Regions from separate parts of the Mus musculus genome. Here region 1 is linked to region 2. A link is a contact called in ENCODE POLR2A ChIA-PET data. All regions are on one chromosome and are shown on one strand. Each heading gives the region's core, a stretch centred on a gene start or an enhancer-like site at or near the end of the contact. The rest is flanking DNA. Distances are from core to core; before and after follow the strand shown.

Region 1 (3,975 bases), core at 699-3,198, 140 kb after region 2:
CACTCCAAGCAATTCTCCTGCCTCCACCTCATGAGTAGTGGGATTACTGGTGAGCACTGATACTCCTGACAGGGTAATGAGCTGTTATAGTCCAATGAGACTTCCCTCAGCATCTTAAGTCGGTGTGCTTCTTCTGTGTATGTCCTCTGATGCTTATTGGACACTTGCAAAGTGCAGGGCGTAAGTGCGGGACAAGACAGACTGCCCCTCTCTGGGAAGCTCACGCAGAGTAGCGAGAGTGAACATGTGGAGTGAGGTATTCAGCCTGCTTCCCTCTCTTTTCCCTCTTTCTTCTCCATCGTTTGAGTATGTGTGCATGCGTGCGTATGTGTGCGTGCATGCTTGTGTGTGCATGTGTAGGGGGGCAAGAATGGACAGTCGTCTGTCTTTCTCCCTGCCACTTGTCATTTCTTCACATGATTCTAGTGCCTGAAACATCCTTTGAGGAACTTCTCCCCCCCCCACCCCAACCCCCGCCCCCAGCTGACTGGGTTCTAGTTGCTCTCTAGGAGGGCACAAGTCACTCAGGTGTGACCAGCAAGCATGCATGACTCTTAGTCAAAGTTCAGGTCTAGTCAATCATCTGGCCTCAGCAATTTTTTTCCTTTTTGTGTGTATGTACGTGTGTGTGTGTGTGGGCACTTGAATTGAATGATCTCAAATGGCTGGGTGTGAATCCCAGACTTGTTTAAAAGCCTTAATCCACAGATGTTCTTTTTCTCTTCTTTTCTTTTTCTTTTTTTAGTTGAATTAAGTCTGAGAAGATGTAGTCCCAGAATTTTTGACAGCAATCTTATGCTGTTGAGGGTAAGAGCAAAATGAAAGTGAAGTAAAGGAAACTCTCTCTCTCTCTCTCTCTCTCTCTCTCTCTCTCTCTCTCTGTGTGTGTGTGTGTGTGTGTGTGTGTGTGTACAACACATCTTTGTGACTGGATACCTAGTTAAGTGATACCCACCAAAGCCTGACCTTTGATTTATCAGGTGTATATACGCCAGTGCCCGGTCCCCCAAGTCACTTTGCTGAAGGGATTTTAAGTCCACTTTCTAAAAGGCTATTGAGTCACTTGCTGTATAGCACAGTGCTTCTGAGCTGCCTTCTGCTCACCTGCTCTGTAGTAGCCCCACCCTGCTGCAAAGTCTACCCAGCCAGTTCTGAAGCCTCCAGGAGACCCAGTGTGGGTAGTCAGCCTGTGAGCCAGTCTTAGTGAGCTCTGGTGGAGAGAGAAGGGAGCCATCTTCCTGTAAGGGCAGGGAGTGAGGAACCTGGACCCTGCTATCCAGCAAGCAGCCAGTCCTTACGTAATAGTCTGAAGACACTCCAGCTCTGGGTCCGGAGGGCTGAAGCTTGCTGCTGAGGGCCCAGTGCTCTGGGATCTGCTCCTCAGCTCTGCTTATAGGGCACTTTCCCTGTGACGGCCTCAAGGTTGGTCCCATGTACGATTTTCATAGCAACTGAGACTGCAATATCCTTACCGAATAGACTAGAAAGCTCAGTGGTTAGACCAAAGTTCTGTGGTCCCATAGGGAAGTAAGTGGAATGTCAAGTTCCTCCCCCTTATGAATCGAGGCCATTGTGGATGGACAGGTAGCCATGCAGGGGAGTCTGAATGGGAGAGAGAAGCATTCAACTGTAGAAGTGAGACTTGGGCGGTCCCAAGTCAAGCTAGAACCAGAAAGTGCAGTGTGACTACCGGTGTTTTCCGAGCTCCAGGACACCAGTTTGACAGGTAGGGAGGGGGGTGCTGCAGAGGAGGGGATTTGGGGACCCGCCCCAAGTGCTGGTGAGCTAATCCAGCCGAAAGGATGGAAGCTCTCAGGCACTGCTGGAGTGCTTTAGGGTGCCTCTGGCAATGAAACTGTCGACCCAAACTGGCTTGGCACCCGAGTACGGGCCGGGACTTTAGCGGGGGTGGAAGAGGAGGGTGCCGCGCCCTGCCCAGCCCAGGTGTCGTCTCCGGGGGCGGGGTTTGGGAACCGGGCAGCTGGGGGAGATTCCCGGCTGTACTGGTAGGAGGGCGGCCGTCGAGGGACCGGAGCCCAAGCCCGCGAGAGACTGATCCCAGGAGCGTACTGGGCAAGGGGCTGCCAGCATGTTCTCTCGAAACCATCGGAGTCGGATCACAGTGGCCAGGGGCTCCGCCCTGGAGATGGAGTTCAAACGCGGCCGCTTCCGACTTAGTTTCTTCAGCGAGTCGCCGGAGGTGAGAGGCCGCGTCCCTGCCTTCCCCTCCCAGCTCTGGCAGGTAGCCCTGGCCACCCCGACTCCTGGGCGCGCCAGGATCTGGGTCTATTCTAGCTCAAGTTGTTGACTTGGAAATCCAGGTGTGGACAGGGTGCGGGTCCATCTGATCTGTATAAGCCATGCCTTGCCTGGTTGAGGTAATTTGCCTCTGCCTTAAAAAGTCCCGATTAGCGTCCACACGAGAGGCTCTAAATTCCCTAACTGTGCCTAAACCCAGGTCCCTCTAGTATCCTGGGCCAAGGACATTGGGCAGCCAGGCATCCTCCAATACTTGAAATTTTGTTTTGGTTCCCAGCCGGTTCCCAGCTACCAGTAGCATCCCACACTCTGTGCGGACCCCCTAGGCCAACCTCCGTTGTCTCCACAGTTCTGTAACTTGTCTGAAGTCCTCCCAATGCCCTGTTACTCCTGGAGGGCAACATGTCTCTCTCTCTCTCTCTCTCTCTCTCTCTCTCTCTCTCTCTCTCTGTGTGTGTGTGTGTGTGTGTGTGGTCACACCCAACTTTCCACCTCCCTTCTCGGGCCTAAGAAGAGTCTCTAGCCTCTAGCCTGAGTCACCACACCACCACTACCACCACTACCACCACTACCACCACTACCACCACTACCAGCAGCAGCAGCAGCAGCAGCAGCAGAGTATCCCTGTCAGCACGTTCTGAGCCCTATGCTTAAATCTCTAAACTGGAGAGGCACTGGAGGCACATGGCTAAGTCAGAAATGAGAGGGGCTTGGCCACCCCAAAGAGACTTATGTCCCCAAGGTCATCTTCCCACATGCTCAAGGAGGTCCCAGTTTAAAGTCTGTATCCCTCACTGGCCCGGGAAGGGTTAAGCGTGGTGGTTCTTCCAGCAGTGCACCCCCCTCCCGCCTGGGATTCCAGGCCTGGCTTTTGCCCTTTCCTTCTAGGCTGCCCAGAACAAAGGCTCTTTTCACGCCCGTGTCCCGCAGTCCCAAGCTTTCTCTGAGTCAGAAGAGAGTGGAGGGTTTTGTCATCCTCCCGCCCCAGCAACTTAGACCCAAGGAACCCGCGCGTGGCCAGCGTCGGGGAGTCAGGGGCGAGGTTGGGGACCTGGAGGAGGGCTCGTGTTCCTGAGCCTTGCAAGGATATGCCAGGCCTTGGGAGCCATAGCTGAGGAGTCGGGGCGGAGCTGCTGGGCCAGGCCTGCCGCCGGGTTGAGTGTGACTCCACGGTCCCGGAGTAGGGGGGTGGGGGACAGCCCTGCAGCTGGCTGGGACCCGGGGCTGGTTTCCTGTCTGGAAGGGAAGGGGCCCCGAGAGGGGATCAGGGCCAGCAGCAGCCAGGCACACCCCTGACTTTCTCCCTCTCTCTCTCCTCCCTTCTGCTGGAAAAGCGAGGTAATTGTGAGCCCAGGGTGGGGCGTGCTGGATGGGGGCCGGCATTGGAAGGGGTGACCCTGGGAGCTGGGCTGCATTACAGACTCACCCCTTTGTCCCATTCCCTGGGCTCAAGTCGCCTCATGTCCTCACTTCTGTCGCTAACTTTTCTCAAACTAAGCCAGAACTCCCTCGGTCGGTTCTGATCTCCCGTCAAGCCTCAGGATTCCGTAGAATCAGCAGGAGGCGTCCCTTCCCTGCCCCCTTCCAGCTGTGCCTGCCCCTCACTGCCCTCGCAGCACGCACATTCTCGATCGGCCAGGCCAGAGATGTGGGCGGGAGCGGGGGAGGGGCCAAAATGGGAATGAAAGGGCCTTTTTCTTCCACAGCTGGGAGAAC
Region 2 (4,649 bases), core at 293-2,792:
GCCATCCTCAGGAATGCCACCCACCTCCTTTGACACAGGGTCTCTGCTGGTTCTAGAGTTCACCACCGAGACTAGACTGGCTATCCAGTGAGCCCAGGTATCCTCCTGCCTCCACACCACCATGCCCTAGCATTTTCACATTAGTTCTGGGTTTGAACTCAGGCCCTCATGCTTGAGAGGCAAAACCCTTACCAACTGAGCCATCTCTCCAGCGCCAGGTAATATTTTAGACTTTGGCACACCTCAGTCACTACTAAGTGACATCTTTAACATAGAGTCGTCTTCTTCTTCTTCTTCTTCTTCTTCTTCTTCTTCTTCTTCTTCTTCTTCTTCTTCTTCTTCCTCTTCTTCTTCTATGATATGAAAATGGGACCGTTGTTTAAGAACTGTAGTTAAAGCCGGGAGTGGTGGCGCACACCTTTAATCCCAGCACTTGGGAGGCAGAGGCAGGCGGATTTCTGAGTTCGAGGCCAGCCTGGTAAGTAAGTTCCAGGACAGCCAGGGCTACACAGAGAAACCCTGTCTCGAAAAACCAAAAAAAAAAAAACAAAAAACAAAAAACTGTAGTTAGGCTCTGGAGAGATGGCTCAGCGGTTAAGAGCACTGACTGCTCTTTCAGAGGTCTTGAGTTCAATTCCCAGCAACCACATGGTGGCTCACAACCATCTGTAATGAGATCTTGTAAGGGCACTCTTCTGGTGTGTCTGAAGACAGTATACTCACATATATCAAATAAATAAATCTTGAGAGAGAGAGAGAGAGAGAGAGAGAGCTGGGCCATGGTGGCACATGCCTTTAATCCCAGCACTTGAGAGGCAGAGGCAGGTGGAACTCTGAGTTTGAGGCCAGCCTGCTCTACAAAGTGAGTTCCAGGACAGCCAGGGCTACACAGAGAAACCTGTCTCAGAAAAACAAACAAACAAACAAACAAACCTGTAGTTAAGATATATTTTTCTTCCAATTTGGATCACATACTTCACTAAAAAGAAAAAAGTGAAAGAAACGGCAAGACTTTGAGCATCTCAAATGTTCACATCACTGTAGATGTAGACTTCCTCAGCAGCAACTTTTTAATCTTTATTCCCAAGAGCTGCATGGCACTTAAAAGTCTGCAATGCTTCTAGGTGACCAGTGTCCTTATTTCATATCCAGTGGGCTCTCAGCCTAGCCATCACTATCATTTCCAGCTCAGAGGAATAGCTACTTTCCTGTTGCTGTGATGAAATACCATGACCAAAGCAACTTAGAGAAGAAAGTTTGTTTGGGCTTATGGTGCACAGGGGGCTGAGTTTACAATGGTGAGGAATAGCATGGCAGCAGGCATGCCGGCAGGAGCAGGAAGCCGAGAGCTTCAGCCACAAACACAAAGAAAAGAAGAGCAAGCTGGCTGTCGGGTCAGTCCTTAAGCTCTTCAAGCCCATTCCCAGCGAAACACTTCCTCCAGCACCCACGTGGCAGTTCATAATAAATCCAAGTGAAGGCTGTCACTGCTGTGGCCACTAGGGGGCAGAATAAGTCCACACATAGACTGTGGATGCCACCTCCTATGGCTTACAGGGACTCAGGCAAGGTTGTTCCAATGGTTAGCTGTAGTTTCGAGCGGCACCGCGTCAAGGGGCCTGTTTCATCAGATGCGTAATGCCTTGCTTTCTGGGAGGAGCTATGCTTCAGTATTATCTAAGAAGAACAATATCTCCTTCCCAGCTCTCCCGTTTAGCACATTTAGTTATGTTTGTGAGCAATGCTGCAGTGGGCGCTGCTGTTCTAACCCAGAGGAAAGCAGAAGCCAAGGAGGATGACCTAGCAAAACACAGTTTGAAGAAAAAGGAAAGTACCTTTTTTTTTCTGCCCATGAGAGTAGGGAAGAGTAGAAGGGCCGGGCGTGTGGCACAGTTACTAGCATGCTTGCCTTACATGCATGAAGCCCTGGGTTTGACCCTCAGCACCACATAAACTATGGTGTGGTGGTGAATGCCAACCCTCATCATCCCCACAACTTGAGAAGTGGAGACAGGAAGATGAGAAGGGCAAGGTCATCCTTGTCTATATAATGAGTTTGAGACCAAGCTGGACCATGTGAGACCCTGTTTCATGTCAGAGTGACAGCAAGAAAGGGAGGGAAAGATAAAGAAATGGAAGAGGAACGGGAGGATGAAGGCAGTGGCTGACCTACTGCATGCTGTTCTTAAACAACGTACACTGTAGTGTGTTATGATAACTAGGAAATAGGTTCTAGTGTCCCTGCTGCTCCCAAAAACACACAACTAACAACATCCCAGGCACAGCTCAAGTCCTGATCTTGCTACTAAATCACACTGCCTTTCAAAAACTCGGGGAAATAAAGCCTTCAACAGAAATAAATTAACAAGTATGATTAATACTGCACAATGAAGCTCACAAGCACCCCTCCGTTACTAATTAAAGCAGACAAGGAAAGATCATATGAGCACAGCTCCTGGACAACGTTCTGAGTCAAAGGCTGGAGGAGGTGCAAGGCCTCGGATTAACAGAGTAATAAAAGCCCTAAGGAAGGAAGGAAGTCACGTGACAAGGAGACTAACTTAGCTGAAGCAGAAGGGTCACAGGAAAAGCAATGGGAGTGACAGGCCTCTGCCAAGGCCCCAGCTGGGGGATGGGGCAGGATGGACATGAAAAGAAGCCTGCACTTAAATGGGGAAGATCAAATGTGTGACAACACAAACTATACAATGAGCTATCTGCCTCGCCATCATCACCTACACATGAAGGGTGGGTCAGGACAGGTACAGGTGGCATTTGAACTGGATCTTGAAAAACCAGGGTGTCAACGGGGGCAATGGGGAGGAGCGCCCTGGACCATCACAGAGGAAGAGGAAGGCGGAGTCTCTGAAGAGTGATGGCTCCACGAGGAGGTGACAATAGAATTCAACCTGAGCCCTTAGGAGGAGCAGCCAGTGCTTGTCCCTGAAAGGATGCCATTTCTTCTGAGACAGCAGAATCAAGGTTCCAACCTGAAGCCCAGCACCTCTGTGGGGATGACACGAGAATCTCTTCAAACAAGAAAACTCTGCTGTTACTCTCCCCCAGAGTGTGTGAGTTAGGAGGTGAGAAATGAAGGCTGGAAAGATGGCTCCACAGTGACAAGCACTGGCTGCTCTCCTGGAGGACCCGGGTTTGAGTGCCAACAATTCCCAGCACTCACAAGGTGGCTCACAGCCACCTGTAACTCCAGTTCCAGGAAATCTACTGCCATCTTCTGGCCTCTGTGAACACCACACACACATGGTCCCCCACACGTGCACGTAGGCAAAAAACACCTATACACACAAAAATACATGAAATAAACTTTTAAAAAGTTAGAAACACTAACAATGGACAGTGCTGAGAAGACTGCCTGCCTGACTCATCTGGAGAACAAGGCAGGGCGTTCTCCATTGTACAACACGTGCTGCGTTCAAGAACCCGTTCCTCAGAGTCGTTTTTTTTTTTTTTTTTTTTTTTTTTTTTTTTTTTTTTGCCTGCACCCTCAGACATGTCGCTTCCCAACCTCAGAACTAATGGAAAAGCCGAACATTTTAGAGAGGGAATTGTCACTGCGGTAATCCACAAGAACAGAGGTGACATCCACATCTCTGCCGCTGGGACACATCTAGGAACCTGAATCTTTGTTGCTTCCTCTCTTAGTGTTCCATTTCTGATGAGTTTTCTCCCTACCCGTCCTCTAAGCCGTGACGAAACCATCAGCAAAGCTACAGCAAAACCTTGAGGCCTGCACGCCCCCCTCGTGCATAGCGTCACGCTTATCTTCTGGTCTAGCTTTAGCATATTTGCTGTTAAAAAAAAAATTCTCCTTCATTTCTTTCTTTGACCTTTCTTTAAAAGATACAGTTTCACTGTGTTTCTCTGGCTGACTTGGAAGTCTCAGTGTAAAATAGGCTGGCTTTGAACTTACAGAGATCCACCTACCTCTGCCTCCTGCATGCTGGGTAAAGCATGGGCCACCACACCCAGCTTCATCCCCTTCTTCTCAGCAGAACTACTTTTCCTTGGCCTCGCCATTCCATGTTAGCTGTACAGTTTTAGAAAACCCTTTTCAATGTTGTTGTTGATGATGTTGTTGAGTGATGGTGGTGGTGGTGATGATGATTCTATGAAGAATGATGTCTTGTCCCCTCCCGCTACCCATCAGGGGAGTTCCCAATCTTCTACCCTTTATACTTACTTCTCTGAGACTCTCGGGGTTTGGTTTTTTTTATATATATACTTTATGTATATGAATGTTTTGTGTGTACATGTACCACATGTGTGTCTGGGGAAGCCAGAGGGTGGTCAGTTGGATCCCCTGAACAGGAGCTACAGGCAGTCATTAGCCAAATGCAGGCGTGGGGAAATTGAACCCAGGTCTCCTGAAAAAGCAGCCAGTGCTCTTGACCACAGAGCCACCTCTCCAGCCCCTCAAGTCCATCTCTCTAGCTCTATCCTTGCCTTGTTGCTTTCATAGTTCTTTTGCCTCACTAAGGACCAGCCACCCCCTCACTGTGTTTGCCTCTGTCGTCACCAGACGAGCCACATTAGTTATTTAAATGCTGCTCTGGCAATATCTTGTGCTTATTATTCTAGCACCATAAAACACAATGGAGCGGACAGGAGTCTGAGACGGAGTTCTCAAG

The links. ChIA-PET counts read pairs that join two places held with the same protein, here RNA polymerase II (POLR2A).
Region 1: POLR2A ChIA-PET joins it to region 2 with 12 read pairs in Patski. The contact joins the promoter of Rtkn here to the enhancer-like site in region 2. POLR2A ChIA-PET finds 5 or more read pairs at or near these places in 3 of 5 experiments (Patski and embryonic stem cell).

Annotation. Positions count from the first base shown.
Region 1 is chr6:83,133,860-83,137,834 of GRCm38, forward strand. It overlaps Rtkn (rhotekin), which reads left to right and starts at 1,949. Exons shown (of 12, transcript NM_001136227.1): 1 at 1,949-2,200. The coding sequence starts at 2,090.
Region 2 is chr6:82,995,334-82,999,982 of GRCm38, forward strand. The region is part of intron 4 of M1ap (meiosis 1 associated protein); the gene reads left to right. Among named protein-coding and RNA genes, the nearest start is that of Gm32644, 25 kb to the right of the region's middle. Within about 2 kb of position 1,543, at least 1 of the 3 ENCODE cell types and tissues checked has a DNase peak (open chromatin) inside an H3K27ac peak, as active enhancers do.